Linked DNA regions of Mus musculus: all the other regions are linked to region 1. A link is a loop called in an ENCODE intact Hi-C map of the cell type or tissue named here. Cell type or tissue: heart. All regions are shown on one strand. Region 1 holds the start of Gm52779 (a long non-coding RNA gene). Region 2 overlaps Lnx1 (ligand of numb-protein X 1). Region 3 has its middle 49 kb from the start of Gm34960. Region 4 has its middle 35 kb from the start of Gm34902.

The links. Peaks named below come from ENCODE experiments on the same cell type or tissue, not always from the same donor. Only the 100,000 strongest peaks of a DNase experiment are listed, where the experiment ranks them.
Region 2: a loop joins it to region 1, with 3 times the contacts of the local background. A loop is called at or near these places in 2 of 42 quality-filtered maps.
Region 3: a loop joins it to region 1, with 2.1 times the contacts of the local background. A loop is called at or near these places in 3 of 42 quality-filtered maps.
Region 4: it touches region 1 in a loop (5-fold over the local background); 4 of 42 quality-filtered maps call a loop at or near these places.

Annotation. Positions count from the first base shown.
Region 1 is chr5:74,940,397-74,948,396 of GRCm38, forward strand. Gm52779 (a long non-coding RNA gene) reads right to left here and starts at 3,891. Exons shown (of 2, transcript XR_003955748.1): 1 at 3,235-3,891; 2 at 731-1,344. In heart, a CTCF peak has its summit at 3,808; DNase peaks (open chromatin) are centred at 1,195 and 3,855; H3K4me3 peaks cover 1,776 bases; H3K27ac peaks cover 2,878 bases; H3K27me3 peaks cover 2,319 bases.
Region 2 is chr5:74,614,098-74,622,097 of GRCm38, forward strand. Lnx1 (ligand of numb-protein X 1) reads right to left here. Exons shown (of 11, transcript NM_001159577.1): 6 at 5,877-6,248. Among named protein-coding and RNA genes, the nearest start is that of Gm32304, 30 kb to the right of the region's middle. In heart, a CTCF peak has its summit at 4,773 (motif pointing right); no DNase peak of the experiment used is centred here; H3K4me3 peaks cover 197 bases; H3K27ac peaks cover 983 bases; H3K27me3 peaks cover 371 bases.
Region 3 is chr5:73,849,945-73,857,944 of GRCm38, forward strand. No RefSeq gene overlaps it. Among named protein-coding and RNA genes, the nearest start is that of Gm34960, 49 kb to the left of the region's middle. In heart, a CTCF peak has its summit at 4,245 (motif pointing right); a DNase peak (open chromatin) is centred at 4,287; H3K4me3 peaks cover 521 bases; H3K27ac peaks cover 658 bases; H3K27me3 peaks cover 372 bases.
Region 4 is chr5:73,682,986-73,690,985 of GRCm38, forward strand. No RefSeq gene overlaps it. Among named protein-coding and RNA genes, the nearest start is that of Gm34902, 35 kb to the left of the region's middle. In heart, CTCF peaks have their summits at 1,204 (motif pointing right) and 3,389 (motif pointing right); DNase peaks (open chromatin) are centred at 5,726 and 7,396; H3K27ac peaks cover 2,144 bases.

The DNA of each region.
Region 1 (8,000 bases):
GTCTGAGGAAGAAGAGGAGACACAGACAAATGGAGCCAAGAGGGAAGACTGTTGAGACAGCCAGGTCTCCTGGTTGGCTGCTACAGACCTGTATCTGCCCCTGCTGAGGCAGATTGTGTATCCTCAGACATTCGGGCCCCCTCCAGTTCCCTTTCCCAAGATCTCTCAGAGAGAATAGGTCTCCTTGTGTTCCTGGAATGGTTTGGTCAGGGCTTCTGTAGAGTTGGGTGCTCTAAGCAGCTCAGTGCATCTGCATCAGCTTAGGGCAAGCTCATAGCTCGCTTAGCAGAGTGCTTGCTTGTGTGGCAAGCATGAAGCCATGGGTCCCCATCCCTTGTATGGCACCAACTGAGAGTGCTAGTATACATCTGTAATCCTGGTACTCAAGAGGTCATCTTTGGCTGTGTAGTGAGTTCTAGGCTAGCCTTCATATGCATGTCCTGGCTCCAAGGAGGAGGAAGAGGAAGGAGAGGAGGAGGGTGTTCGCTTAGTAACTCCCATTTGCAAAGAACTCCCCAGTTTAGATAATCTTGTACCATGGAAGAGCTGGAGGAGATTGGAAAGATAAACTATGGAGAACCTGGGAAGAGTCATGGGCGCTGGCACGTGTCTTGGCACTGAGAAGGAAGCTTAGAGCCTTGAGTCTGAGGCCAGCCTAGGGTTCATAGTAAAATATTGTCACAAAACAAACAAACAAACAAAACAAAAACAAAAACAAACAAGAACTCTCCCTGGTTCACAGAGGTCTCTGAACTCTCCTCTCCAGACACCACATTTATTACACATTTTTCATTCAAATTTCAAAGCCAAACTAGAAAATGTGGTCTGTCAGACAGCAGTGCCAGCAGAGGTTCCCTGCCTAGCTCACTTCACTGCCCACACAGAACCTGCTGTCCCTGACACACCACAACTCTGAACTTTCCATTTATTTGTTTGGTGCTGCCTAGTCTTAAGCCAGGCTGTAAAAAACATCTCCAAACACCGGGACCCCAGGCCAGGGTGGATTCCTAGATGAGTTCTAAATCAGCATTTGTGTTTGGCAGACTCCAGATCTTCGTGGAAAGGCCAACCAAACAGTCGTTATCCATTATGGGTGCCTGCTCGGGCTCTTGTTATTGTGGCTGTATCCAGCGGGGACTGGGAATCCTGGCGCCAGAGCGCAGCAGTCTAGCCCTGCAAGAGTCAAGGATTGAGGAGGCAATAGCAGGAGAAATACGGTAAAGCTTCCATCAACAGCTCTGATTCCAGGATGAGCCCCTGGGATGCAGCCTGGCCCAGGCGCTGGTCCCGAGCTTGTGGCAGCCCTGCCCCGCTGAGACTGCGAGTGATTGAAATGCAATCGACCTATGGTCAGGAAAGAAGCGTGGGGGGTGAAAAGAAGAGAGATAAGTCTTTAATCAAGGTGCCTGTCCATCACCTAACACTCTCCAGACTTAACCCAAGTGAAAGAAATAACTCTCTTTAGTTTCTGTTCCCAGTCTGCTCTATAAATTAAGTGTAGACTGGCTTTTCCCCACTCTCATCCACACAGCTCGCCTCTACAGCAAACCAGGAGAAACAGATTGGACAAAATACCGTGCGGCAGAAACTCAAGAAGTTAGTATTCAGTATATCATTCCTGATTAAATAAACTAGCTAAGAAGCTAGAGAGAGAGAGATTTGAGAGAGCTTCACACACACACATACACACAAGTACATACACAAATGTCAACATATAAATGTACAAACACATATACACAAACACACAAACATACAAACACATATATACACACACACATACACACATATGCACACACAAGCACACACATATATAAACACATACAAGCTGGCACATGCACACATACACACACACACACACACACAGACAGACATGAAAAGAAACTTAAGTTTTAAAAATTTACTCAGTTAGTGCTGGGTATGAGGCAGGAGGATCTCTGTGAATTTGAGGACAGCCCAGTCCACAGAATGAGTTCTGGGTCAGCCAGAGCTACATAGTTAAGTCTCAAAACAAAACTGCCCCTTCACTTTTGAAGCTTAGCAGAGGGGCGATTCCTTCCTTTGGCCTGCCTGAAACCCCATCTTTCCGAAGGAAGGAAAGCACACCTACTCAGGACAGCCTTTCTTGTCAGTAGCCACCAAATGTTTAAGTACTGAGCTCTGAGTCAATCCCAAGGACAACATAAAATCAGTGTGTGTGTCCGTGAGATCATTTGTTTGTGAGTGCACAAGTAATGTGTTTAGTGTGTATAAAAGCCATAAGTTGTCTTCCTCAGTAACTCTCCACCTCGTATTTTGAGACAGTCTCCCAGGAAAACTGGAGTTCATCTTTCCAACCCCCGGGCCTTTTCAAATGAAGTTAAAACACTCACCATCCAGCTTAGGCCATGATGGAGTTTTGTGCAATTATCAAAGGTAGGCCATCAGCCCTCAGCTTTCAGCCCCAGGTATCTGGCTGGCTTCTCTTAAGGGACAAGCCTTCTCCGCACCTCCTAACCCCCTTGTTGGAAATTTCCCTGATCTCTGCACGTTGACAGACGCCTGTGTAAATGCCCCATCAAAAGCCCTCACTGAGAACAAATGGATCAATCTCTTGACTTTGTTCTTGGCTTAGATCTCTTCTAGAGATCTGCTGGTGGTGAGAGGGTGTTGGAGATCAGAAGAGGTAGCACTCCTTCTGGAACATTCCTGGAATGTGCAGTAGCAATCCCTGTAGGCTTTCCACTGGACAGCAGACACCCAGGGTCCCCAGGGACCTGGCCCTTGAGGTAGCTTTATGTCTCTGTGACTGTATCTAACATTTCCCAAGCTGCCCATAGAAACACACACTCTGAAAAGCACACTTTCCTTGCTGGGCACAGCAGAGCCAAATACCTGTCTCTAGAGCTGTTCTGGGAAATCAAGGACTTAGAGTCACTGGAACTTGGGCTAAAGCTTAGGAATAAAAATCACACGTGGGCCAATTCCACATTCTATTGCTTTCCTTCCTGCCTGGATCAGAATCTTCCTAAGTGACACACCCTTCCTCTGACTCTTCACCCTTGCACCCCACAAACCCTAAGAAATAGGTGAGAAGCATGATTCAAATCAACCAAAAAATGAAGTCATGCCAATATTTAGTTTCTAATTGTGATTCATGGTTGTATCAAAAAAACAAACAAACAAACAAACAAAAAAACAACAACCAACCAACCAAAAAATAAACAAAAACAAACACAAACAAACAAACACCCAAACCTGTGTAAATCAAATCAAATCAGCCCACAAGCAGCGATGTCTTTCTCTTGCGGGCCTTGCAGCAGTAGATTGCCTCAACAGACCTGATCAAGCACTATAGCACTATTTGGGGGGCCACACAGTTCATCCCCAAACAACATACTGATGAGCATCATGACCCAATTATGAGGAAAGAATTCCACAAACCACAAAGAGAAAACCCTTCTCTTCCAAACGAGCGGTTGGGAAGGCAGAAGAGATCCTCTCTGTGGCTGCTGACGTGTCACTTTCTGGGGTTTTTATCTTGAGCTCAGAGCTCAATCCAAGCGGAGCTGAGAGACCTTAAACAATGAGGGCTCTTTTCTGCTTCACACCCACTCTTCCGAGCTCAGAACGGAGCAAGCGTCAGGCAAGAGTAGCAGCCTTGGATAAGTTGAGATATTTATGACACCAAAATAAAGATGTTCCCCGTTGCCGAGGCCTCGCAGTCGCACGGAGAAACCACGGAGATGGAAAGACAAGCCAAGGCTCTCTCAGCGTTTATAACCTTCCCTTTTGCCTGCCTGGCCCGCGGAGAAGTGGCAGAGACGCAATCGGACGAAAGAGGGCAGTGTTTGCTGTGGCTTTTGTCCCGCTCTTGGCTCTAGCACAATGCAAGTGAGCCAAGACAGAACTATGCCCAGCATTTCATAACACAGGAAGTGGGGAGTAGATTAGATACCGGGCGCCTCAGTCCCCACAAGGGAGCAGCGAGAGAGTCTGTAAAAAGTCACTGCTTTCCCTCTACAAAACCTAGCTATTCGGGAGGCTTTGGTTTTGGTGGGGTGTTTTGGTCGGCTTGGCCAAATTTCTCAGAGAACTTAAGAGAATGTGTAATATTTTCAAACCATCACGAGTTCGATGGATGGATCCTTTAGTTGAAACCATTCGTTTTGCAGATGGGGGCCAGATTTCTCCATTTATCATCCGTTTCGCTTTGTGCTAAGATTTTATCGCTATGTGAGGGGGCAGGCAGATTTCCCTACAGGAGGTATTTAGAGAATTTGCAGTCATTTCAAAGTAAGACACACACACACACACACACACACACACACACACACACACACACACATCATGAGGTTCTAGCAAGAGAATTCTATCCTGAGCCCTGCACGTCATCGAACTGGGAGAGATTTGATCCATGTTCTTTGGGAGGAACTATCTGGATGTATCATTGTAGTCAATGAAGGACTGAAATTCTAGCAGCTAAAAGGTGCTCATGCTGGCTGCCAACATAGCTGTCTATTCTCAGCTGACATCTTCTCTGTTGACAAGGAAGGATGCTTACTTCTTCCATGGAGTAATTCCTTCCTACAAATATGTTTGAGCTTAGCTATGTATAAGATTACTTTGGGTGTTTGTTTGAGGCAGGATCTAATAGTCACTGTTGCCCAGAATTAACCTCAAACTCCTGAAAGTCCTCCTGCCTCAGCTTCCCAAGTGCCGGGATTACAAGTGTCAGCCACTAAACCTGGCTCAATATATAAGGTTCTATTATAAGACAAAAAACAAAAAAACAAACAAAACGCAAGACAAGGACATAATGTTAGCCTTTAAGAAAGGAGGCATCAAATAAGACACAGGGCTGGATTGTAACCCATAGGTAGAATTCAAGGCCATGGGTTCAGTCCTAAGCATAGCCAAGAGCTTTTTAAAAGAAGAGTCAGACAAAACTATTAATAGTTATAATACAAGAACAGCAGAGTCCACAGGGGAAAAAGTATTCATTGCAAAAGTAGAGGTCGTTTGCATCTGGACTAGAGGATGAAGGAAGACACATGGAAGAGAGACTTGCCCTTGAGCTCTGAAGAACCAGTGGGCTTTAAGAGACCCACAGGTGGTTGAGAAAGAGGCTCGTGGGCTGAGAGAAAGCCAGGCTTCAAGAACAGTGGTGCATACTTATAAACCCAGCACCCCGGAAGCTAAGACAGAAGATCGAAAGTTTAGGGCTCGCCTCAGCTACATGGAGGGACCCTGTCTCCAACAGGAAGCTAAGCTGAAGAAGAGCATGGGCCAATTAAAAGTCAGCCGGAAAGTGCAAAGGATCATACTAAAGGGAGGTGAAGAGTCTGGAAAGGCTACTTATAACTTCTCTGCAGACATAGCAACCAGAACAGTGGATTTGATCCAAAAGCCATGGGTAGGAATGCACTGGGGTGTTTGGGGAGGGTTCAGGGGACAAGCACACACACACAAAAAGACAAAAGCAGAGGAGAAGGCACAGTGATTTGACAGCCAAGTGAATGACATTGGAGATAGTGAGGGTGGAAGTGTCACCAGCACAAGGCACAGGAAGGTTGGGGGAAGAGAAGCAGGAGTTCCCAAGTTCATGTGTTGACTCAGATCCTAAGATAAATAGTCACTACTCACTATGGATCTGGCCAAAGCACAGGTAAGAACCAGGGCTGGTGCTAGAAGGAAGGTCAGGAAAGGGAGGGGTGCATTTCAGATAAAGCCTTGTGCACCTGACAATGACCCTTCAGGAAGGTCATCTTGCCATCCCAAGCCACAGCCTCTGAGTCCCTCATCAATGCTCCAGACACTGGCCTGCTGGGACACTGGGCTTGGCACGTGGCTTGCCTGGACCTTGCCTGTTTGCCACTGGTTTGACCACTGACCCAAGAAAACCTGATATTGAAATAGGGACCGGTATGAAGTCCTGGGAGGAGAGAGGATGCTCACTTGCTGTGCACCAGGATTAATCCTGTAAGAAAACCCACTTCATCCCAGAGCCCACTGAAGGTCTCTGAAGCTTTGTGCTCTGGATACTGGAGCAAGAAAGCCCCAAGTTTGAGGTCAGCTACAGCTATAGAATTCAAAACCCTGTCTCAAAATGTAGAAACACATTGACTATAAAGATATTTTCGAAAACGTGATCTGGCTTTTAGATAATCATTTGGAACAAATTTCTGGGTACACTTCCACTGAAAAACAAATCATAAAAAATTTTAGAAAAAGAAAAAATAAAAGAAAGGAGGAAAGAAGGGGGAAGGAAGGAAGGGAGGGAGGGAGAGAGGGAGGGAGAGAGAGGGGGAGGGAGGGAGGGAGGGAGGGAGGGAGGGAGGGAGGAAGGAAGGAAGGAAGGAAGGAAGGAAGGAAGGAAGGAAGGAAGGGGAAAGGAGAGGGAAGGAAGGAAGGGAGGGAGGGAGAGAGGGAGGGAGAGAGAGGGGGAGGGAGGGAGGGAGGGAGGGAGGAAGGAAGGAAGGAAGGAAGGAAGGAAGGAAGGAAGGAAGGAAGGAAGGGGAAAGGAGAGGGAGGGAAGGAAGAGAGGGAGGGAGAGAGGGAGGGAGAGAGAGGGGGAGGGAGGGAGGGAGAGAGGGAGGGAGAGAGAGGGAGGGAGGGAGGGAGGGAGGGAGGAAGGAAGGAAGGAAGGAAGGAAGGAAGGAAGGAAGGAAGGAAGGAAGGAAGGGGAAAGGAGAGGGAGGGAAGGAAGGGAGGGAGGGAGAGAGGGAGGGAGAGAGAGGGGGAGGGAGGGAGGGAGAGAGGAAGGAAGGAAGGAAGGAAGGAAGGAAGGAAGGAAGGAAGGAAGGAAGGAAGGAAGGGGAAAGGAGAGGGAAGGAAGATGAAATTCAATTCTTTAGTAAATGTTATTGGAAGAAAAATGGGACATTAGGCAGAACTGTAGAATATTGGAAAGATCAGGAAGGAAGCTTGAATCCTGCCGTACTTTAATAATCTGTGTGAGCATAGATCTGTCGCTTCACTATTCTGAGCCACAGTTTTCATGTCCGTACAAGAAAGTGATAGAATGTTCTATCTAACATTCTCTTATGACCAGGTAACTTAGGGAACACTGCTCTGCATGGTTCCCAGCACAGGGTAGATTAATGAAGTCACTGCTTTCCCTACTGTGGACCACTCTGGCACTCAATAGTCTCTGATGAGCCACTCCACCTTGTTCCCTGCCCTTAGCATCATCCTAACTAAAACATGGGGCCCCCATGTCCACATGTTTTGATCTGTCACAGAGCTCAGCGTTCTTGCCCTTGTTACTTACCGAGGGAGCCCTGCCCCTTAACTAGAAGGCAAGCATTTCAGAATTCAGTCAAGCCCAGTTGCCAGGGGATTCTGAGTCCCAGAGAAGGACCCATTCCTCTTCCCAGCACTCCAGAACCAGAAGGTGCCATTCCTGGCTCAGGTCCTCTTGACTATAGGGAAATGTCACACTGCCTCCTGATAGTGGCACTAATGAGCTTAGTCCATCTGTGCAGCGCTCCTCCCTGCCCTCCATCGCAAACTGTGCATTTACAACACTCCCTTCCATCCTTACCCCCAAGACAAAGCTTTGGGGAAACAACAGAGGCAGTTACACACACAGGCCAAGTGGCTCCACTCCTCAGCTCCATCACTGTGGCAGTTAAACAATGTCTCAGCCCCTCTGTGCCTCAGGTGCTTCCTCTGCGAAATGGGATGGCAGCTCCAGCTTTCCAAAGAGCGGTCACAGAGCTGGCTTGAGATAATGGAGCAGGGAGGGCTCTAAGAACCTGATGCAGAGCAAATGCTTGTATTTTACTGGGAATGGAACCCTGAGCCTTGGTGCATTCTAAGCACACAGTCTATCACTGGGCCTCACCCTCAGCCCAGCCCATAGCCAGTCCTTTAAATGTCTTCTACTTATCCATTCTCTTCAAATGGGCACACTGGGGCCCAAAATGGTGAGTTCAAAGGCACACCTCTGAAAAGACAGAGCAACAGCTTTAATGGGGAACTAAATCCACAGCCAGGTCACAGATAATTAGATCAAGATA
Region 2 (8,000 bases), 330 kb before region 1:
GCTTGAGAAACAACAGTCCCGGGCACGAGAGTCTCTCTTTCCACCCGTGTGACTGTGATATGTGAAAGGGGAGACAAGGTAGAGGCACAGAAGGGGTGAAGGTAAGAGTGCTTCTTTGTTTCATGCCCATAGTTACGCAGGAAACTGTGCACTGCAGAGTTGTTGTTTTAATGGGAAACAGTGGCTAGGAGGGCAATGATATTACAGGCAGAGCAAAAGTTGCTGGAGGACCAGTATATGGCAGTCCAACCCTCTCATCCAGCCAAGGAATTACCCTAACTGTAAGGAAAACTGAAATTGAGTAAGTCATTTGTGTTGCTTTGGGGGCACAGACACGGACAAACACCTGCATATTCACACTATATGCTTAAATTATTACTATTGTTATTGCTATTATTTATTTTGAGACGGAGTCTCGCTATGTAGCCCTGACTGGCCTGAAACTCACTCTCTGCTGCCTCAGCCTCCTGTGGCCCGAGTGAGCACTTAGCCAGCTTCTGTGGGTTCACCTGCTGTCTTCCTTGTACTGGCTCTGCAGACTTTCAAGTTCAGGGGTCTCCATCTCCTCCACCATGCTGCAGTGTTATTCTCTACAAACACATGAAATGGGGCAAGGGAACCAAACTGACTGCTGGGTGTCACGATTGTGCTCTGTGGGACAGACCCTCAACACAGTCTAGGTCTGCAAAAGAGGCGTATTTGAAAGGGCAGTCCCTTGACACAGGCGGAGAAGGGCTAAAGTAGAACCAACAGAGTCAGTTTTTAGGAGAGATGCTTTCTGCTCAGCCACTCTTAAGACTTTTCCTGGATCATCGTCAGCTCCCCTTTAAGAAGAGGATGTAGCTCACGTGGAGAACCTAACATCTTTCTGTTTCAGTCTCCTAAGTGCTGGGATTATAAACATATGCCACCATGCCCCACTCAACGATTTCTACAAAACCAAATAAAACAGAACAAAGATCCAAATTCATGGGGCTTGAAGCATGGATCCTTAGTGAGAGTGCCCAAAAGTCTGAATATCACCTTCAGGACCCACATGATGGACAGAGAGAAGTGACCTCTCCTACAAATTGTCACCTGACCCTGACTGCACATTTGTACATGTGTTTTTGCACACGCACACCAAACAAAATGAATATAATTAAAAATTGCTTCTTAACGAAATTCATCCTATGCATCTAACTCTTTAAAAATCCCCAGAAAGAAGCAGCAGTCTAGCATCAACTGATCTTCAACGGACACTTGTGGGACGGGTGTTTCTACACTGCTCGGTGATCTCATTTCTTCAACATTTAAATATCATTCTTGCTTCATCCAGCACATGCTACCAAAGCCCTGGGCACTGTGGTGCCCTGCTTGCATCCATGCAGAAGGTCACAGATATGTAAGAGCCGCCAGACATCATCAAACCTACATTTTTCTCTGTGGGTCCTGCTTCAATTCAACAACAACATACTGTCATTCTGTCAATCAACTCATGTGTCCGTGCTCCCCAAAACAGGGAGCTGAACTTTCCTAAGTAGTATGTGGCAAGTTAAATATAGCCCTAATTAAAAAGCCAGTCTTTACATTGAACTTCAGTCAATTCTAGCCATGTCTTGTAAGACAGGGCCAAAACATTGCCTACCGAGACAACCATCTTTAAAGATGGCTCAATTCCATCTCGCTTTTGTCTTTTCTGGGGCAGCTGTTCCTACTCTTCACCATCGGTGCTTGCAATGCGAGCACTGGCCCCACTCTAATGATGCTGAGTCTGGCTGGGGTGTAGAGTTGGACCAAGACAATAAATTCTAGTCTAGCCATCTTAGTGGAGTCTTCTTGCTAGATGGACTAACAGCACAGAGGGCATCAGGATAGTCTCGTCTTGTTATTTCATGCAAAGGCTACTGTCTCTGTGTTCTACAGGGCCAAGAGGTACAGACATCTGTTTCATTATTAACAATTCATTAGAAGGTGACAGAAAAGTTGTCAGGCCTTCACAACAGCACAGCCTGTCTCTGAAACCATACAGTGGAACAGAGACCCTCCTTGGCAGTGCAGACATTAGAACCAACTGCTAAGCCAGAAACATGCCAAGGTCACAGTCATCCTTGTTGACTCTACAGATACAACAAACCAAGTAACAAGGTCAGGAACAAAGCTCTTATCCTTGCCCTCCCCTCTTGGGAGTAAAAGAACTTCTCAGGGGAAATTATTTCCACCGAGCCAAGAACTGCAGGCTTTGGGAATATAAGTCTAGAATAAGCTAATAGGGTTTGGGAAGTTGATGTATGAACTTGGTGTAAACCTAGAATTTGCCCATCTCTGAGGTTTTAGTACTAAGCACTGCCTAGTATGTTATTTTTAAAAAAAATCATGCCTCTCTTCTAGAGAGTAGACCCTCTTCCATGAGTTAAACAGCATCAGAGACCCAGTCACAGAAACAGGAAATTGAGGAGCTGTGAGGAAAGGTGGTAAGAAGGAAAGAGCCGGAAAGGAGAATTAGATCCGACACTTGCTCTGTTTTCCTTAGTAGTCTATAACTCCACATACAGCGTCATCATCGCAGCAGCGCATTACATTGTAGAAATAAGAGACTGAGCGATGAAGGAAATATGGCCATGCCGACGTCAGTGACACACTCAATGTAAGAATCTGGTGCCCGGCTCCCTGAAACTGCTGATCGATAGACAAAAGGACAACCGCAGCACTCCCCTGCCTTAGCACCATTTCTCTTCTGGGAGCTGGATGTTATTATTCCCAAGATTATTTCTCTTCCACAGTAAAGGAATAAGCATGCAGGGGTGGGGAAGGGTGTCTGTATGCTGCAGGAAGGGCAACGGGGTGACCGGACCCCTTAACACTTGGATGTAATATACAGCGCCGCCTAAGTCATTCTCATGAAATGTGATACGGGCTTCCAAGTCCCGCTCTCTCAAGACAATGGGGGAATTTTGAGTCCTATTTAGTAATCACCTGGGCTTTGCGAATTGAGCATAAGCAGATTTAAGTTTAGTCTATGCACACTAAATTTACTACGGGAGCCTGGTAAGGCAATTTATGTAAGCAGGGCTTGGGTTCTACACGAGCTGTGCTGATTTGTAGAAACACACACAGACCCAGCAGGTCCTATTTCACTGGTGGTTGTTATTGGCTCCCAGGGACTTGAATGTTTAAATCCCCACAAGAGTTGTGCCTCTTTCTTTCCAGGTATGAAGCGCAACTCAAGACCTGGAATGCTGACTTGAGAGTAACCGTAGGCAAGTGAGCAGAGCATGGTTTGCTTTCAGGTCTGCTGGAAGTCCTAACACGTTCTTATTAAAGGTTTAACAGGCTGACTTTCAGATCTCTGATGAAACAATGGTATATTTAAACATTATTTTATCCAAGGAACAGAAATCACACATATGGCCGTGAATGCCCCCACTTACTTCCCACCCACTTCTATAAATTGATTTGATTTTTTTTTTCAGTTTCTGGGGGGTTGCGAGAGAGAGAGAGAGGGAGAGAGAGAGAGAGAGAGAGAGAGAGAGAGAGAGAGAGAAGGAAGAGAGGAAGGAAGAAAGGAAGGGAGGGAGGGAGGGAGGAAAAGAAGAAGAGAAAAGCCCCTGGAAGGTTACTCAGTTTGAAATTCATAATTGCTTTCTTCGCTGTCTGTATATATTTGAACTCTTAGACAAGCTTAACTCACTAGAGTCTAGAATTGCACATGGATGGGAATTCCTCATGTTCTTAGAACTCCCAGGTTCCCGTGAGAATAACTGGGTGGGATGTGCCAACCCTCAGGGATACAGATGTAACATCAGAGAGTTCTGGGAGGCTTGTTTTCCATGTAGTTTCTCCAGTAAGGATGCTCAAAAAGCCTGAGAAGTCAACAGTGGTAAAGACTCACGTGGCCCTTACTAAGCTGCCAAGTGAGTCAATGGCTCCCTGCATGAGGTGTTATTTTCTTGAAGTTTTCCTTCTTAAAGGGCCTCGACTCTCCAGGTGTCTTAAACTAGGGTCAGGTCTGCCCTGGCAGCTGCTGAGGAAGCCGAGGTTAGGGGCTTCACATAGGTAAAGTTGCTCCAATTTAAAATCACTGTGGTCTCTGCTATGTAAGCAAAAAGTGTGGTGTGATGGGAGAGAAGAAGACCAAGAGGACTGTTCTCTGGGAATTCCTTTGTGAGCAAATGTGATTCATGGGGGGGGAGGGGCGGGGGGCGCGGGTGGGGAGGGGCGGGGGGCGCGGGTGGGGGGGGCACGGGCAGCACAGCCAAGGCCCCACGGGCAGCACAGCCAAGGCCCCGGGGAAATCTGAGTCCCAATCTTTGAAGGGGATTTAGTTTAATCCCTGCAGTCTGGTGTGTGTTACAGGTATCACATAAATAAAATCCAGTTTTCTGAGACAGCAAGCTATTGCTTAGCATTTTTTGTTGTGTGTGTGTGTGTGTGTGAGAGAGAGAGAGAGAGAGAATTTTACAATATCTATTTTAAAAATTTCTTCCCCAACTAGCTTGACCCTAGCCTTTCTGAGAAATAGAAAGTTTTCTTTCTGCTTATAAAGCAGATTGGCTTTGTTTCGTAAGCAAAGGGATTTTTTAAGAAAGGAATTCCCACTGTTAGGCAAGATTTTATTTCATACATTTACTTTCTCAGGGAAAAACATGTTCTTCTGTTATTAATCTTCAAGAGTAAAATGCCACATGTAATCAAGATTTTTTCCAAATAACATGAGCTAGAGTTTTTCTTTTGCCTGTTGCACAAGTTACAGTTGGCAAAGATGAGCTCCTGAATGGGAGTTACACTGGGTGACCTGCAGAGGGCGCTAACAAGGGTAACATGAAAAAAATATGGACAGCCTCTTAGAGTCTAATTTTTGAAGGTAAAAATAAACAAACAAACAAAAAAACCCCAAAAAACAGAAAAACAAACAAACAAACACCCCCCCCCAAAAAAAAAAACCTCCAAAATTAAGCTAAGTAGTTTCTTCCCGAAGGGTTTGGAGACTTTCATTTCACGTGTGGCTATTTTACCTGGTCAGTTTTTCTAGTCTAGCTCTGCCTTCTTGGTTGTACAAAATCAGAAACAGAATGTTTTTCGAGATCTGAGGAGCAAGCAACCACCATCATCATGTTCATCACTGTACCAGGCACTGCTTGGTACATAGAGGCTCAAATAGTGATAACTAAGCAAAGTTAAGGAGATAAAAAGTAGAGATTACAGCAGAGGGTCAAAGCTCAAAGCATGTAAAAACAAAATGTAGGTGGTGAATTGTTTTTTTTTAACCCCCCCCAGAGCAAACTATATTGCATATATATTTACCTGTTCATAATTCGACTAATTTATTAGTTAAATATTTACATATAATAAGCATTTATTCACTGAGTGCTTAACCTTGCTGGACAATGATCTAGGTACGTGTAGAATATTATTTGCCACAGTATTGTACTTTCCTAATTGGCAGATAACCATAAAATAGAATCAAAGCAGAATCAAAGCAGACTAGAGGGAAAAGATGGGATATACATACATACATGCATACATACATATACATACATATATATTCTCATATATAGACTATATCATTATAATCATTTTATGTGTGTGTGTGTGTGTGTATATATATATATATATATATATATATATATATATATATATATATAATCTCCATCCCATCATTCATATATATATATATGGAGAGACAGAATACATAACACCACAATGCTATCAGTAAAGATCATGACCCAAGGGGCATCATTTGTGTACACTGGGTTCTTTCTCGTTCATTGAAAACGCCAGCCCTTGCCCTGACCTCCTTAGAGGGAAGGCTCTCTCAGCGTACATGGTAAGGTGACTGAGTGGTCCTGCTCATGTGGGTGTTTCTGACTGAGATCTTAGGGTGACTTCTGACCCACCTGAATCAGATGAGCTGCACTCTCTGGACTGCCAAATCGAAGGTCATGCCCGTTGATGGCCAGCACACGGTCATTCTCCTCCAGCTGGCCGTGTCGGTCGGCGACACCCCCATTTAGCACGTTGAAGATGAACACGCCGGGCTCATCCACCCGGCGCACCAGCTTTATGCCAAGCTGCTCCTCGGGGCTGCTTTTGTTGAGGATTACATGGAAGCTGTCATCCCGAGGTCCATAGGAGTCCGGCACGTGCGCATTGCTTCTGCTACGGAACTTCTGCTCCCGCAGCACCGTTAGCCGCAGCACCTGGCAGGGCTGCCGCAGGAGCCGCACGGCATAGTTATGAGGGACATTGCTGATGTCCATGCCGTTGACCTGGGGGTGGGGCCATTTGAGAGTAAGCCTACTGTAAGCATTCTGAAAAGGTCCATGCCAACATGGGGTTGATCCTTAGTATCACAAGAACCAAGTCAAGCCATCACAAGCCCAAGCCTACAGAGTCAGCAGGATATTGTCCCCTGGCCTGCTCTGCCACCTCCTTTTGTCCTGTATCCAAATAACCTAATCTTCCACAGTCATTTTCTGGTCTCTATGACTCCACACTTTCTTCCTTCACCCTAGTCCTTACCTCAGCTTGTATATTTACAGAATCCTGACTTTCATGTTGCCAATTTATTTATTTATTTATTTATTTATTTATTTATTTATTTATTTAAGTTCATAAGGAAGAAAGGATGGAAGAAAGAGATGTAATTATATGAAAGAAAATCCCCAGACGTTTCCCAAGTCAAGCAGTGGTAGTACATGCCTTCAATCCCAGCACTTGGGAGGCAGAGGCAGACAGATCTTTTTGAGCTAGAGGACAGCCAGAACGAGTTCCAGGACAGCCAAGGCTACACAGAGAAACCCCTGACTTGAAGGAAAAAAAAGAAAGAAAGAAAGAAAGAAAGAAAGAAAGAAAGAAAGAAAGAAAGAAAGAAAGAAAGAAAGAAAGAAAGAAAGAAAGAAAACAAACAAACAACAGTCACCTCCCAGTTTTACTCAAATTAGCATTCTGGAAGCACTGTGCATGTGAAGCACAGGCCTGGCCACAGCTCTGCACCCCAACATCAGATGGTAATATCTAGTGCCTTCTAGAACAAAACAAGCTGAGACTGTCTTTCCAAAACTCAACCAACGTGATCTTACTGGGTTACCCATACTGTCACTTCCAGATCTTCCATGTGTGTGTGTGGGGGGAGAGAGAGAGCGAGAGAATGAATGAATATGTGCTTAATTGTGTGCCAGTGTAGAGTATCTGTGTGAGTGAGCCTGATCATGTGTAGGTGTGTTTGTTATGTTATCTATGGGAATGTGCCTGAGTGTGTTTTCACATTATATTATCTATGTGAGTGTGTGTGTGCTCTTGCATGTTAGAGTATGAATGTGAGTGGGCCCGTGTATGTGTGTGTGTGTTGTATGACATAGTATGTGTGAGTGGGCCCAAGTGTGTATGTTGTATAACATAGTATGTGTGAGTGGGCCTGAGCCCATGTGTGTTATTGTATGGTACAGTACCTGTGAGTTGGCTTGTGTGTGTGAGGGTGCCATTGTATGATACAGTATCCTTGAGTGTGCCTGTGTGTGTATTTGTAGGTGTGAGTGAGTGTGACAGTGTACTTATAGGAATGCCAGGTACCCAATCAAGATGGATGTCTGCAAGATCCTTTGTCTGGGTTCTAACTATACAGGGATGCCTGGGGCTTGAATAATTCCAAACAAATTAATGCTAAAGGAACATTCAAGGCTATTTACTGAAAGCCTGGCCACTCTCTCGTACTCCTTAAATATCCCAAAGCTAGGCCTCTGATAATCTCCCGGACTGCTGCTGCAGCTGACTTTCTGGCTTTAATTATCCTGGCTCCACAGGCCCAGCCTGGAGGCTGTAGCCCCAGTGTTTGTCACTGCCCTGGAAGGAAACAGTTCCCAGCAGCCCTGCGCTGCTTAAGGAAAGGGCCCCACAACGAGCAAGACGTTTCTTCAGTTTCTAGAATTTGCTACGATTTTTTTGTACTTGAAGCCATTGTTAGAGGCACACTGGCCTTATTTGAGGTCAGTCACCTCCTGCTCCAGCTCAGAGGTAGATGG
Region 3 (8,000 bases), 1.1 Mb before region 1:
GGTCGCTTCTTTAGAAAAGTTTGTGGTGGCGCACGCCTTTAATCCCAGCACTTGGGGGGCAGAGGCAGGCAGATTTCTGAGTTCAAGTTCAGCCTGGTCTACAGAATGAATTCCAGGACAGCCAGGGCTACACAGAGAAACCCTATCTCGAAAACCAAACAACAACAACAAAAACCAGAAAAGTTTAATTCTTGCCATTAATGGTCATCTGCAAATTTCCAATAGAGACCTGTTTGTGTGTTCCAGGATGGATTGCGACTTAGCTTTATAATCTAGTACACTTACGTATAAAGTGGTCTAGTATTCATGAAGGCCTAAATTATCTGTGGTGTGATGTTTTCTCTGTTAGATTATGTTTTCTTCATTTAAAAAAAAAAAAAAACATGTTAAGTCTGAGGTAGCGAGTCAGCTCCGTATCTAGAGCACTTGCTGGTCTTGCAGCGGACCCTGGCTTGGTTCCCAGCACCCACACTGTTTATGACTATCTGTAAATACAATGAAAAGGATCTAACGCCCTCTTCTGGCATCTGTGGATGCTAGGCATGTCCGTGATTCACACACACACACACACACAAGCAGGCAAGTCATCCATACGTATACAACATAAATAGATGACATTATTTTTCAAAGTTGAACCAAAACTCCTGGGATGATAAATCTTAATCTGAGATGTGAATTATGAAAAGCATCCATTTCTTCTCTCATGCAGAGTCATTTCATATACACACAGTCTCATGACACTCAGGTCCACCCGCTGGCAGCAGCTGGGGACTTACTCTTGAGCAGGAGAGGTATATGAGCTGCTGTGTCATTTGGCTCAGAGCAGCAGATCCCAGGCAAGGGAGTTACCTGTAACCTTGCCAGTGTGAGAGAGGATTAAATAGACCCACCTTCGGTGCCAGCTTCTGTCACCTCCAAGCATTATGGGGATAATTGTAGTGAATCTGTAGCCATAAGTGCTATCAATGATTTCACGTTTGTTCACTTCATTACTGCTATTAGCATTGTCCTGGCAGGGACCACCTGGAGTTCTTCCCATACAATCGCCCACGTGACACTCAGAAACCCTGAGAAGGATCATGTGTGTTTGTCTTCATCAGATCCTAAAGAGGGCACCTTCCAGAATTCCACAAAGAACCAGTTGTGGTAAGTTTGAGCCACACTTTTCCTTCTCTGGCCTATAAAGCAGGACTCTGGGATTTTACGTACTCACACAAGGACCTCAGAGGTCATTCTTTAAATGTTATATCTGAGACTGGGGGACGGGGGGGGGGGGGCTCAGTGGGAAAAGGGCTTGCCTTGTGAGCATGAAGACCTGAACTTGGACCCCCAGAACCCATAGAAAGCCAGATGAGATAGCACATGTCTATAACATCACATTCCTATAGCAAGATGAGAGTGGAGGCTCAAAGCCAGCTGACCTGGCGTACACAGTGGTGAACAAGACTTAGTCTTAAACAAAGGGAGAGCAAGAACCAAGGTTGATCTCCACTCTGCATATACACTCACACACACATATACATATCACACACACATATACATACACACAGAGATACACACATATACATACACATCACACACATATACATATACATCATACACACACAGAGACACACACATATACATACACATTACACACACATATATATACATACACCACACACCACACATATTCAGTGCAAAATGGCAGACCCCCTCTGTCAACAGGGCTTCTCCTTCTCTGACCTTGCCTGGGGCGCTTGCTTACAGATTCAGCTTCCTTTCTCCAGATAAGAACCCATTCAGGGAGCGCCTGGAATTCCTAGAGTGCCTCCTCATGCTAATGAGGCATCTCAGCACCTCAGCCTTCAACCAATGAGCTTTGCCCACCCTGGATAGTCCTACCTGCTTCCCCAGGACTATATAACCTTTGATTCACCTCAATTAAAGTTGATCTATCTCCCCAAAGATGAGCCTGGAATGACATCATTTTTATTAGTAGTCTTGGGTCATCTGAAACCCTGTTTGTTATCCTGGGGAAAAGGGTCTCTCTCTCTCTCTCTCTCTCTCTCTCTCTCTCTCTCTCTCTCTCCTCTCTCCTCTCTCCTAAGAGTCTCTCTCTCTCTCCTCTCATTTCTCCTCTCTCCTTTCTCCTCTCTCCTCTCTCCTCTCTCCTCTCTCTCTCTCTCTCTCTCTCTCTCTCTCTTTCTCTCTCTCTCTCTCTCTCTCTCTTTCTCTCCTCTCTCCTCTCTCCTAAGAGTCTCTCTCTCTCTCCTCTCTCCTTCCCTTTCTCCTCTCTCCTTTCTCCTCTCTCCTCTCTCCTCTCTCCTCTCTCTCTCTCTCTCTCTCTCTCTCTCTCTCTCTCACACACACACACAGGTTTAAAAGAAGAATGCTATATCTAATTTTTATGATATGCTCATGTTTTTATTCTTTTTTTTTCTTGTTTTGGTTTTTCGAGACAGGGTTCCTCTGTGTAGCCCTGGCTGTCCTGGAACTCACTCTGTAGACCAGGCTGGCCTCGAACTCAGAAATCCGCCTGCCTCTGCCTCCTGAGTGCTGGGATTAAAGGTGTGCGTCACCACGCCTGGCACTTGTTTTTTATTCTTAAAGGAACACAGTAATGAACATCCAATTGCCTTCCATAAAGGTCCCATTAAGAGACCAACAGGCATAGAAATCCTAATGGTGTGTGCACCATATCTTGTGTAGTAAATGCCTAAAGAAATAGAGGAGGTTGTAGGAGCTTAGGAAGAAGAAAGCAAAACACAGGTTCAGAAGTAATGGCTCACGATAATCATCCTTAGCACCAATAAACTAAGACCCTACAACTTGGAGGCCCAGGAAGATAGCTTTACCTCTTACTTCAGTTTTACTTCAGCCCAGTGGGAGGCATCCCTGAGCTGGGTCCTGCGGGTGTCACCACAATTTAGGGAAGAGGGAAAGGGATTCCAGTCAGGGAACAGGTGTGGATGCTGGGACACCTGACACATGACCCTTAGGAATGCCAAAAGGCCTTGGTGTGGCTGAAATGCACACCATCCCTTATTGGCTTATTTTAGGGGTTTGGGCTTTGCCAGGACAACTGAGGAGGAGTCATTGGAGGGCTTCCAAATAGGCAACAGTCATGATCAGATTCGAGTTTTAGAAAGATGGTCTGGCTGCTGCCTGGGAAATGAACATCAGTGGTTGAAATGAATATCAGTGGTTGCTGATCGGAGACAGGAAGACCTTACCTTGAACACGTCTGGATTTGTGCCGATCCAGAGTGAGTACATGGTAAACTGGGCAGCAAGTGTCTGCTCTCCTGAGACTCTCATTCTGGTGGGTGAAGGAATTAAGTGGCCAGGTACTCAGAGGTTGTGACGACCTTCATTCAGGTGAGGACTCGAGTTTTAGTCCCTGTGCCTCTTGAAGTGTGCATGTGAAGAGCTCCTGACCTATGTGTGATCCTCATGATGCTGTTCTGTCCCCCTGCCCACCAGAGTTTGACTGTCGTTCAGTTGGCCTCTAGTCCACTGTATGTATACGGTGCAGCAAAGCCAAACTGCAGTGTGATTCTACCTGCTTACTCTCTTCTTTCTCCAATGGGACGTTTTGTGGCACCTTTCCCTGGAGAGCTGGAGAAATGGCATGGGTTAGTCGGGACTTTATTAACAAATAGGCTTTGTGTTACAATGGGTTTTGCCAAATTATGTGAATTATGTGAGTGTTCAGGACATATTCAAGGTGAACCGGGAGGAACTCGTTGGAGGGTTTTGCCTGTGCAGTCAATACTTTCTTGGCATCTGGTTCCACCTTCTGATGGGTTTAATGGGAACATAACGTCATAGTAAATCTCTCCCATAACTCCAAAGTGCATGTCTGGACTCTTGTGTGTGTTTAGATGGACTAACTGGCTCAATAGAAATGGATATTAAGTAACACGATTTTGTTTCCTTATTTAAAAAAAAAAAAAAACTAATGGAATGAGAGTGCTTCATAAGAAAATCCTATAGCTTTTGCTGCCAGACACTTTGTTTCTCCCTCACAGAGCCACTGCTCGGGAGCTATCCTTTCATTTCCATGTTGAGAGGAAAAATGGAGAAGCCAGGGAACCAGCGCCGTTTGGAAAATGCTCGCCACAACATCAGGACCCAAGTTCCATCCAGCGGCGTATACATACATATGGGTGTGGTGACACCGTCTTTCCATGGTACCAGGGAAGCAAAGACAGGCAGGTTCCTGGAGCTCGCTGCCAGTCTGCTTAGCCTACCCTGTCTTGAACAGCAGGGGGCAGCAAGAGACAAAGAATACAACGCTGAACTGGGCTTCCCCAGCCCCCATCCTTGTTTGGCTTAGAAGAGTATGAAGTGGGGAGAGGCCGGTGGAGGAGTAGGAACCGAATCCAAGCCACAGAATCTCAATTCACAAAGATAAGTGGATGCAGGCCTTGCTGGAGCAAGATTTACTGAAGACAATAGCCAGACTTGAGTTTCACTGAAGAAGCCGCCCTGTGGAATCCTTAACGAAAACCTGGCTCTCTTCGGTGGCATCCACCGCATTGAGAAATAGCTCCGTAAATGAGACAACCGAATGTAGTTCTCTTTGAATAAAATTCGGTGACCTGAAGTTATTCTGCTATGAGTGGGAAGCATGAGTCTCAGAAGCTAGAGGTACCCGGGCATCTGGGGTGCCTGGCATCCAGCACTGTACCTCTCTGGACTCAGCTGATCAGACCAGGCCATATGTAAAATACTGGGTCCGGAGGGGAGTGGTCGTAGACAGAGTCTCACATGTCTCTAGAATCCTTGTGATGCGTGAAAATCTGAGCCTTAATGCAGGATTTTCCGAGCTAAAGAAAACTTAATCAGGAAACGGATGGGTTTGTTGCCAAATGTTTCTATGGCGTCCTGGAGTTAAATGGTGAAATTAGAAGTCCTGGCATAGCTTTGAGGATCCTGTGATGGCCTGAGCATTTCGGCTAGGCGTGAGTGTGGAAGCAGCTAGGGGATGGCGCCAGTCCCGTTCCGATTTTGAATAGTTGTCGCACTATGGAATAAAGCCACAGTGTGTTTGTTGCACTCAGATTTCCACTAGGATTTCTTCCTTCAGTCTCCCCAAGCTTTGGCTTTCTCATCGGTAAAATAATGTATTTAATAGGGATCTGGGGTGGATGGGAAATGATACACCTGGGGACGCTGAGATGCAACTGTGGTCCAGATGGAGCTGGAAGCTCCTCTCTCCGGCTCCCGGGAAGTCCCACGGGGTTTACTCAGACCTCCCGGAGTTTTCCAGGCGTCCCGCCAACTCTTGAAACACAATAGATAAATTTTTTACTTATAAGTTGCTATAAGTCTTCTCTCAAGTGAGATGTACTTAAAAGTGCAGTGTGCTCGACTTTGAAACTGTCTTAGCAATCATGGACAGCGCTAGGTCTTTCACAGGTGGTTGTAGCATGGCTGGAGAGAAACAGGCTTTAGAGCCGGCCAGTGACTCCTCAGCCTACAATGACAGGGCCAGTCCCGACTGTATCGAGGCTTTCTTTTAGAAATCTGGTACCAACTTCACAAATCCTAGTGGGAGAGGCAGGGTCAGGGACATCAAGAAAGTTGCAGTACAGGCTTGTTGTAGAATATTTGCATATTTACTGTTTCCAGTGCACCTCACTTTGAATCGGATACAGATTTGCTCAGGATATAAAGTCAGCTTCCACACCAGATCGGTCGGGTTAGATAACTGCAAATGTCACTCTGTTTTTTTTTTTTTCTTGGCGTGCAAATGGTTATTAGTGTGAGGTCTGTATTATGACTCTGAAAAAGCTTCTGAACGGAGTTTTGGTATTTTGGTTTTACATTGGTAACAATCTTTTTTGGCTTAATCAAAGCTTTTGGGTGAGGGGTGGCATTCATTACATCACTCTGAAACTCTGGCTGGCGTGCAACTCACTGTGTAGACCTGGCTAGTCTTGAACTTGTGGAAATCTGTCTGCTTCTGCCTTGTAAGTGCCGGGATTAAACTCTGACCTCACCAGGCTCAAGGTCATTTTTCTTTGCATTCAGATGTTTAATAAATTTTATCCTCTTTTGGGGAGGCCATCATAGCTCAGGTAATTGTTAACCTCTATAGCTACATGGACAAAACCCAAGCAGACACAAACCAGTGTCCTAAAGAAGGGCCCTCCTATTTCCTGACGAGTCCACAAAGCTATAAAAACACTCCACTGCAGCAGCAAACACCTGTTGACCTGGGACTCTCAATAAAGTGTGTTTGGTCGGTGTTTAGCCATGGAATTTGCACTTTCTGATTGGCATCAGACTGTATTCACTTACAGCTCCTCATCCAGTCAGCAGACACCCAGGCACCATGTTGAGATGGCTTCATAACTGTGGCGATCCTCATAGGCTCACATATTTGATTGCTTGGTCCTTAGGGAGTGGTGTTACTTGACAAGAATTAGGGGGTGTGGCCTTGATGGAGTAGGTGTGGCCTAGTTAGACGAAGTATGTTGCTGGATGTAAGCTTTGGGGGCCAGCAGATCTGGGTATAGAACTCTCGCTCCTCCAGCACCATGTCTATCTGCACACTACCATGCTTCTGGCCATACTGATAATGGTCTAAACCTGAAACTGTAAGCTAGTCCCTATTAAATGTTTTCCTTTATAAGAATTGCTGTGGTCTGCTCATGGATTGGCAGGATTAACATAGTAAAAATGGCTATCTTGTTGAAAGCAATCTACAGATTCAATGCAATCCCCATCAAAATCCAACTCAATTCTTCACAGGGCTAGAAAGGGCAATTTGCAAATTCATCTGGAATAACAAAAAACCTAGGATAGCAAACCTATTCTCAACAATAAAAGAACCTCTGGTGGAATCACCATCCCTGATCTCAAGTGTACTACAGAGCATTTGTGATAAAACTGCATGATACTGGTACAGTGACAGACAGGTAGCTCAATGGAATAGAATTGAAGACCCAGAAATGAACCCACACACCTATGATCACTTGATCTTTGACAAGGGAGCTAAAACCATCCAGTGGAAAAAAAGACAGCACTTTCAACAAATGGTGCTGGCACAACTGGTGGTTATCATGTAGAAGAATGTGAATAGATCCATAAAACAAAATGGCAACTAACAAATTGGGAAAGGATCTTTACCAATCCTAAATCCAATAGGGGGCTAGTATCCAATATATATAAAGAACTCAAGAAGTTGGACTCCAGAAAATCAAATAACCCTATTAAAAAATGGGTCACAGAGCTAAACAAAGAATTCTCACTGAGGAATGGCTAAGAAGCACCTAAAAGAAATGTTCAACATCCTTAATCATCAGGGAAATGCAAATCAAAACAACCTTGAGATTTCACCTCACACCAGTCAGAATGACTAAGATCAAAAACTCAGGTGACAGCAGATGCTGGAGAGGATGTGGAGAAAGAGGAACACTCCTCCATTGCTGGTGGGATTGCAAGCTGATACAACCATCCTTGAAATCAGTCTGGCAGTCCTCAGAAAACTGGACATAGTACTACCAGAAGATCCAGCAATACCAATCCTGGGCATATACACAGAAGATGCTCCGACTTGTAATAAGGACACATGCTCCACTATGTTCATAGCAGCCTTGTTTATAATAGCTAGAAGCTGGAAGGAACCTAGATGTCCCTCGACAGAGGAATGGATACAGAAAATGTAGTACATTTGCACAATGGAGTACTACTCAGCTACTAAAGACAATGAATTCATGAAATTCTTAGGCAAATGGATGGATCTAGAGGATATCATCTTGAGTGAGGTAACTCAATCACAAAAGAACACACATGATATACACTCACTGATAAGTGGATATTAGCCCAGAAGCTCAGAATTCCCAAGACGCAATTTGCAAAACACATGAAACTCAAGAAGAAGGAAGACCAAAGTATGGATACTTTGATCCTTCTTAGAAGGGGGAACAAAATACCCCTGGAAGGAGTTACAGAGACAAAGTTTGGAGCAGAGACTGAAGGAATGACCATCCAGAGACTGCCCCACCT
Region 4 (8,000 bases), 1.3 Mb before region 1:
GATCCTAGCACTTGTAAGACTGAGCATGGCAGTTCATCCCATGTCTCACTCCAGTGCTGGGAGGTTAGAGACAGGCCCACAACAGAAGCTTCTGGTCAGCCTGCCTAAGATAAACAGGTGAGCTCAGGTCAGCGGGGGTCGGGGGTGTGTCTCAAAAATAAGGTGGAGACAGATTGAGGAAGACATCCAGCCTCCACATTCAACTCATAGATACATGCACCCACATCCACATGCACACATCACACATCACACACACACACACACACACACACACACACAGAGTGGGGGTGGAGTGCTACGAAAGGGAAGGGTAGAATAGTATGGTCAAATATACCAGAGAATAGAACTCTATGCTAGAATCCTGACATTGCTAAGGAAGCCAGTCTAAGAAGGAAGACGAAGCTCAAAGGACACGCCTTGAACACGCCCCATTAGCTCAGCTGGGTGCTCCACCATTGGATGTTTAAGTTGCAGTAGGGCATTTGCTGACCGTTCTAATTTGTCTCTAGGCATGTCATACATCCATGCCATAGTGGGCAGAGTGATACTGAGATCACTCTGTAGGGCTGTAGAGTTGGTGGAAGATTTCTTAGTGGTATTGCTTTGACTCGTTTCATACATATAATTAAGGGTAGAGATGTTACAGAATCTTAAAGAATCTAGCATTTACAAAGTGCATTAGGTCATGGAACTACAAGCCCAGGAACCACATGAAAAAAAAAAAGATATTTAGAATGGCAGTTTAGCCTTAATCCACAAATGAGCAGAGGCCTTGAGAGTAAGATGGGAACCAGCTTTCCCATTTCAAATAAACTGTGAGTGGACAACTTCACATTTGAAAAGCTTCCCAGCAGGGGTTAGCACAACCAGACTTCCACATTGTCACCCACGATTCACTATCAAAGCTGGGCATCTGTTTCCTTCTACTGGGTGGCTGACAAGTGTGTATATTGCAGATTTAATTACAAATTGACTTATAGTGCTTTCAGAATTTTAGTAATGAAACGATGTGTTAAAACGTGCTGTAAAATGATCTAGAAAGGCGACCCAGTCATTGGACAATTGTCGAAGTACCTCGGTTGTCACACGATAAATCAGGTCCTTTAGTAACTCATTTCTTTTGTTGGAACATTGGGACCAAGGCATTTTATTCCCGTGATACTTCTGTCTCTTTAGATCAGGGAACAAGTTGTAGATTTTTGCCATAGACCAGTAGATGTCAGCATTGGTCCTGTCCTGTGGGTCATGAGTGTGAGGCAGGATGGAGCAAGTTCCCTTCATTATCATTCGAGAGGCTTTTGCTGTTGACACAGCATAGTGCACAACTTTCAGTTGTTGGAGATTCTGACAGAGCTAAGGGGTTGTGCATACTGAAGGGTGATGCTTGGGGGAAATTTGACTCCCACTGTGGGGCTCTGTGTGGTAGTGTCCTTAGGCCGGGCATGATTCAGTCCTGGTGGCTGCAGAAGAGACATATAAACACATATATTCAGCATTTTCTGCTGTGTGGAGCTCTGTGCTGTCTGTAGACTCTGTTAGCATCACTCTGTGTCCCAGCTATCCAGGACTTTAAGCTATAATAAAGCTTTTTTTTTTTTTGTAGTATAAATAATCTGCCTCTAGTATTTTATTACAGAAGTAAAGGATGTACAACCGGGTACCCAATAAAAGTTCCAAACTGGGAATCTCTTGTGTGTTTTATACATGCTTATCTTTGTTTTCTAAGATACAATATTACATAATATTGTATATTGTATTTGTATTATAAGATAAAATTGCCTCCATTTCCAATGCTGATACCAGAATGTATCCAGTGTGTATGTCTTTCTTTAAATCCCTTACCTTATATCTTTACATCTTCATTTCTAATTTCCTCTTGCTTCTCTTTGAATTTCTCCCTTTTCCTGGTTTCAGTTGTTCTCATCTCTTTGGCACCCATGCATTCCCTTACATATAAGCATCTAACCTCTAAGCGAAGTATGAGTGGATATGAAGACAGCAAATGACATTTCACATGAAGATTCACATATGCCCTGATTCATACAATGCATTCATTTTACTGAACTTTCAAATGATTTTGACTTTAAATAGTTAGGCTGTTAAAAACAATTAAAAAATAAATTAGATGTACAATAAATCTGAACTATGGTAAATCTTAGCTCAGTGAACTCAATGAGAATATTAGCTAGTATTTCCCAAATTGTTGACAAAAATACTTGGTATGCACATCAAAGATGCATCTGTGGGTTTCCTGTCAAGCCTAGTAATAGTCTCTGGGGCATTTGCATCAGCACAGAAAGGCAGGTTTGGAAATATTGGCCAAAGATCGGGCTTCATTAACCCTTGAACAGGATACCTGAGGCCTAATGCAATCCCTGGAACTTTCCCAACTGTGAATGCTGTGTGACCTACAGACTGCATGTGCTCAACTACTTGTTTCCATCCAGAAATATGCAAGCCATTGAAAATTGAGCATATTTAATCCTTATCTGCATGTGTACCTAGAACACATGGCAAGTCATTGGCCACACATCTAGATTGTCGATAAAAGAGGCTGGGGGAGAATGCTCATTTTATTTCCCATATATATGTCAATATTTTCTTGTCCTTAGTGTTGGATACATTTTGTTGTTGTTGAGAAAACTATACTTCTTTACTCCCTTACATCGCAGAGATCTGGGCTCAGCATGTGTGATTGAAAGCTGGGGTCATAGCTAGGATCGTGACTCCCCACGAGTACAGCTGGATAGTCGCCGTCACAGGCCAAGGGGAGTGAGGAGTTCCTGGATGACCTAGGCTTATTCCTCCATTGTCTCTAGAGGAAAATCCCAAAGGAGAGAAGGTGACATCAGACCCCCACGGGTGGCCCGCCATGACTGGAATTCCCACAGACACGCCATCGAACAGTTTGGACTTCTACTTTGAAAAAATATCAGTGATCCCAGAACTGCCAGAAATATACTTGCTTTGTTCCCCAATGAACAATGCAGCCCCCATCTTCACTTCTTTCAAAGCCCAATATAATTTGCCACCATCAAAGCAAAGTTAGATTCTAAAGAAAGAGTCACGTGTAACCCTCATTTGAGTGAGACAACTTTTGAGAGGCTTGGCTGGGTTACTAATTCTCTAAACAATGTTAGCTAGAAACAACAGCTCTTTTCAATGTTTGAATTCAACCTTTCTCTATTGACTATCGGGTGGTGAGAATGTAACAGGGATGGCATTGGATTTATCAAAGTCATAATACTTCCTGGTGTGACCTCCCCTTCCCTAAGTAGCTGCCACCACAGTTGGAAGAAGTCCAAGCAAGCAGCATTTCCCAGGGAAACTCAGGCCTGGGACCCAGAAGTTCCCTGGGAAATGTCTGAGAGAAGGCACTAGATGGCAATATTGCTTAGGAAATGAGACGAGCACACTTGCTGTTGGTAATGGTTCAAAAATAAAAAATATTAGTCCTCAGATAGTATCTACAACGTCATTCCTAGCTTAACTGGTCACTGTAAACTTGGAAAACATCTTGCATTGATAATGAATGGTCGGGATAAAAATATAGAGTGTCAGAAAATCTAAACAACTATGTCATAGCACCCCATAAAGGATGTATATGCTTATATGCTTTATCCTCTTAAGGCTCAAGAAGCAATTTCTTAAGCACAGGAGGTGAAGGTGGGAGTAATTCTTGTTTGGCTATCTATCTATCTATCTATCTATCTATCTATCTATCTATCTATCTATCTATCTATCTCATCTAGCATCTATCAATCATTTATCTATTATCTATCATTTATTAGTTTATCATTGGTCAATAGTCTATCATCTATTCATTAATCATATCTATCTATCCATCTATCAACCATGCCTGTCTATCAGTCTGTCAGTCTGTCTGTCTAATTGTTTATCTATCTGTCTATCTATCTATCTATCTATCTATCTATCTATCTATCTATCTACCTATCAACCTATCATCTATCTACTATCAATCATCTATCATTTATTATCTATTTTTCTATCATCTATCTATTATCTATTTGTCTATTATCTGTCATCATCTATCTATCTATCTATCTATCTATCTATCTATCTATCTATCTATCTTGGTATTTTAAAATTTCAATCTAACACCACCAACCTGGAGTTCTTACTGAGATGAATGCAATGAATGGCTTGGGATGTCAGCTTTTTCTCTTCTTGTCTGGCAGAGAACTTGGGCTGCATTCTCAGCGTTCACACCATGACCACCTTAACACCAGTTGCAGAGGATCTGATGCTCTCTTCTGTTCTCTAAAGGCATCTGCACATACATGGTGCACACACGCTCAGGAAGGCACATATACACACAAATAGATGTAGAGCTGGCTTACAGCAGCTATGGTTTTCTGCAAAAATATGCACAAGAGCAAGCCAGGCCACATCTAGCATTGATAGGGAGGGCTCATAGAGTTATCGACAGTTGACAGCTTCTAGTGGAGGGAAAATCCTTTTATTTTCAGGGGTGTGGCTCTGGTAGACTGATCACAATCCAGCGGATTGGCCCCATCACCGAGTTTATAAAGATATGAGCAACACAAACTATATTTGGTGGATTGTTTAAGAGGAAACAGGATATGACCTTGGGACAGAGTGTGGAGAAAATTGGGACTAGATCTGGAAGGAGTTAGGTGGATGAGCTAGGGTAAATATAATCAAAACACGTTGTTTGCTTGTACAAATTCTCAAAGTATTAATAAAAATATCTTCAAAAAAGAAGTCTTACTGCAATGGAGAAAGCAAAATGGTCCTCACCCGTCTGCTTAGGGACGCAGCTGATCTATACTGGGAATGAAGGTTCTTGCTGAGAAGAACCTACAACCAAACCATCAGAGCTGTAGTAACATTATTGCTTGAGACAGGCCATTCTGAGAACAGTGTACCCTGGAACTACGCAGCACCCAATGGCCTGCAGTGAATCTGGACAAGAGGAGGAGGCTTCAAGATTGATTTAAATGACATCTTTAAAGTTCTTGGTAAGCCTCATCTAAGAAGAGAACATGTGTGCTCCCCTCCCCCAGTTAGCCAAATTCTTCAATAGGATTCATTCTCACTCCTCCCTCTCCCCTCCCTCTCCCCTCCCTCTCCCCTTTCTCCCTCCCTCCCTCTCTCTCTTTTTCTCCCTCCCCCTCCCTACCTCCCTCTCTTTCTCCCTCCCTTCCTCTTCCTCCTCTCCTCCTACTTTCTTCTCTTCTGTCTCTCTCTCTTTTGGCTTCTTTAGGAAAAGTGTAAGGGATTAGCATTTGACTTCAAATGAGGTAATTCAAGCTCTTGCTTTAAATGCCAATAGCTCAGTATTAATGATGTTTTAACGCAGAATCAAGAAACAAGGGAATATGATGAGCTGTGGCAGTAGTTTAGGGGATTGTGGGAATGCATTTTCCATCCTCTGAATTATCAGGTTGTCTCCAAACGAGCTCAACTTGGCTGGTAGATACCTATTATGATTTGTGTCTGTTCATTAAATCCTGCTAGAAACAAAATTCAACCTAAGAAGTGAATTTTTTTTCTCATTCCAGATGAAATAACATGTATCTGTAACTTGTCTCTGTTGTGAAACCAAAGTGTGTGTGTGTGTGTGTGTGTGTGTGTGTGTGTGTGTGTGTGTGTGTGACTAGATCAGTTCCTGTACAGCTGTGGGTAGGCATGGATCCTGCCAGCCCACTACCACCTTGTTCCTGGAGGTGATTCAGGTCCTACCCTGATCATGGAGGTGAACTGTCAGTCTGACATTGCTGGCTGCTCTAAAAATAGTGTGCTTAATCTTTCAAGGGAGCAGTGAGTCAAACTGAAGGAATTCAGCAGCCAGAGGCTCTTTTTTGAGTAAAATATCTTCACTCACATTGAAAGAGAACATCTTGTATTGGAAAGACCGAAAGACAGATACTGACAGATAGTGGAGCCTGGCTAACTGCTGGACTAGCTCTACTGTACATTCTTTGGCTGAGTGTCCTGAAATGTGTATCCTTTTGACTATGTTGAAGAGATGCCTTAAGCAAAATTAACCCAACACTAGCACTCTACAGTCTGAGATTTTGTTTGGAGAGGTCCCACTAAGCCACCTCTCTGTTAAGATCCCCTTTCCCAGAGAATTAAATGCATTTAAATATAGCCATTAATTTCTAAATATGCCAATGTTGGCAGTAAAGCTGTGAGAAACAAAGAAGCCTTCCTTTTTCCTTTCCACAAACGTAGATTCATGCATAATACCAACTACTGAACCCTCAGCAAGCTTCTGTTTTGATTTTTAATGTTTGAAAATAGAGGCACTGGAGAGAGGGCTTAGCAATTAGGAGCACTGGCTGACCTTGCAAAGGATCTGGGTTCTATTCCCAGCATCCACGAGGTGGCCTACAACCGCCTTTAATTCCTCTTCCAGGGGGTCTGACGATTTCTTCTGGCTTCTATAGATACCAGGCATCCACTTGGTATACTTACACATAGATAAAAAAAAAAAAAGATAGAAGTAGTTTAGTAATTTTAGGGCAGGGTAAACATTAGAATTTTGTTGTATTCCCTCAAGCTCTTGGACAGAAAAACAAACCAGCCTGACTTATATAAACCAATTTCTGTTTTCTTCTCTGTCTGTCTGTCTGTCTCTCCCTGTCCCCTCTCTCTACTCTCCCACTTTGCTCTCTCCCTCTCTTTCTTTCCTTCTCTCTCCCTTCCTCTCCTTCCTTCCTTCCTCCCCCCCTCTCTCCCTCTCCCTCTCTCTCTCTCTCTCTCTCTCTCTCTCTCTCTCTCTCTCTCTCTTTCTTTCTTTCTTTCTTTCTTTCTTCCTTTCTTTCTTTCAATATAGAGGCTAAGTGACCCTGGGCACTGGCTGACTTGGAACTCATTATGTAAACTAGGCTGGCCTTAAACTCACAGATATCCACCTGTCTCTGCCTCCCAAGTGTATGATAAAGGCATATGACTGATGTGTGTGTGTCTGCACCTTAGGTTTTTTCCCGAAGTCTTTACACAAGAAATACATTCATGGGAACAGGGCATGACTCCATTCTGTCTGCTGAGCCCTTTATAACAAGCTGTCCACTTGTGCTCTCCTCACACCCTCTGTGGCTTTTCTCCAAGATCCCCCATAGGTGAGAGGCCCATTTCTTATTGTCAGAAACTCCAAACAATTGCCTTGAGTCTTGTGTTTTCTTTGTCCCCTTTAAATGTGCATGTGTAGACACAGTCAGCAGACACCAGGGTCAGCGATCTTGTTCCATTTTGTTCCCAGTGTCCCACAGTCTTGCCTGGAGTGTCAGCTTCAGCCCCAGGGCTCTGCCTGACTATAGACCTTTGAACTTTGATGTCCCAGAGCCCAGAGGGAGGCACAGCAAACATGGAGGGAGGACCAGGGATAGTGTGATGTTAAACAGAACACTCTCTGAGCTTTTTTGAGGGAAGCCAGCTGGGTATGACTTCATCACTTTCCCTCATTCAGAGCTTTAAGAACAGCAGACTGCCTGAGCTCCCCAGAGAATGTGGGCTTCCCAGTAACTTGAGATAGTAGGGTGCGCTAAGAATAAGGTATTGCCTGTTTCCAGGGATGGCCCCCTCCTGACTTAGACCAGCACTTCTCAGGACCAGCCTAAGCAAGATGGGAGTTGGTCCTTTCTTTCTTGAGTATGCAAGCTCACTGCCCACCTCAGACTCTGGTATGACACAAGCTGGAGACTGCTTTAGATGGTTTTGCCTTGAATGTGTGAGGTATCCTAATATAGAAGCTTGTGTGTCCAAAAGGGAAAGTTCAGAGTCTGGTCAACCATGATTCTTGAAGCCACCCATGCCTTCCAGAGTAGCTTTCGAGTGGAGTGGATGCCAACTTCAGACATGGGGTGCCATGATCCCTTCCAGCTGTAAACTGTCAGGTCAGAAGCTTCAGACACGGCGGCATGCCAATATCCCTTCGAGAGGATGACAAATCCCAGGATGTCAGAGATTTAGTGGCATTTTGTTCGCAGGCAATCCTGCACACAGGTTGG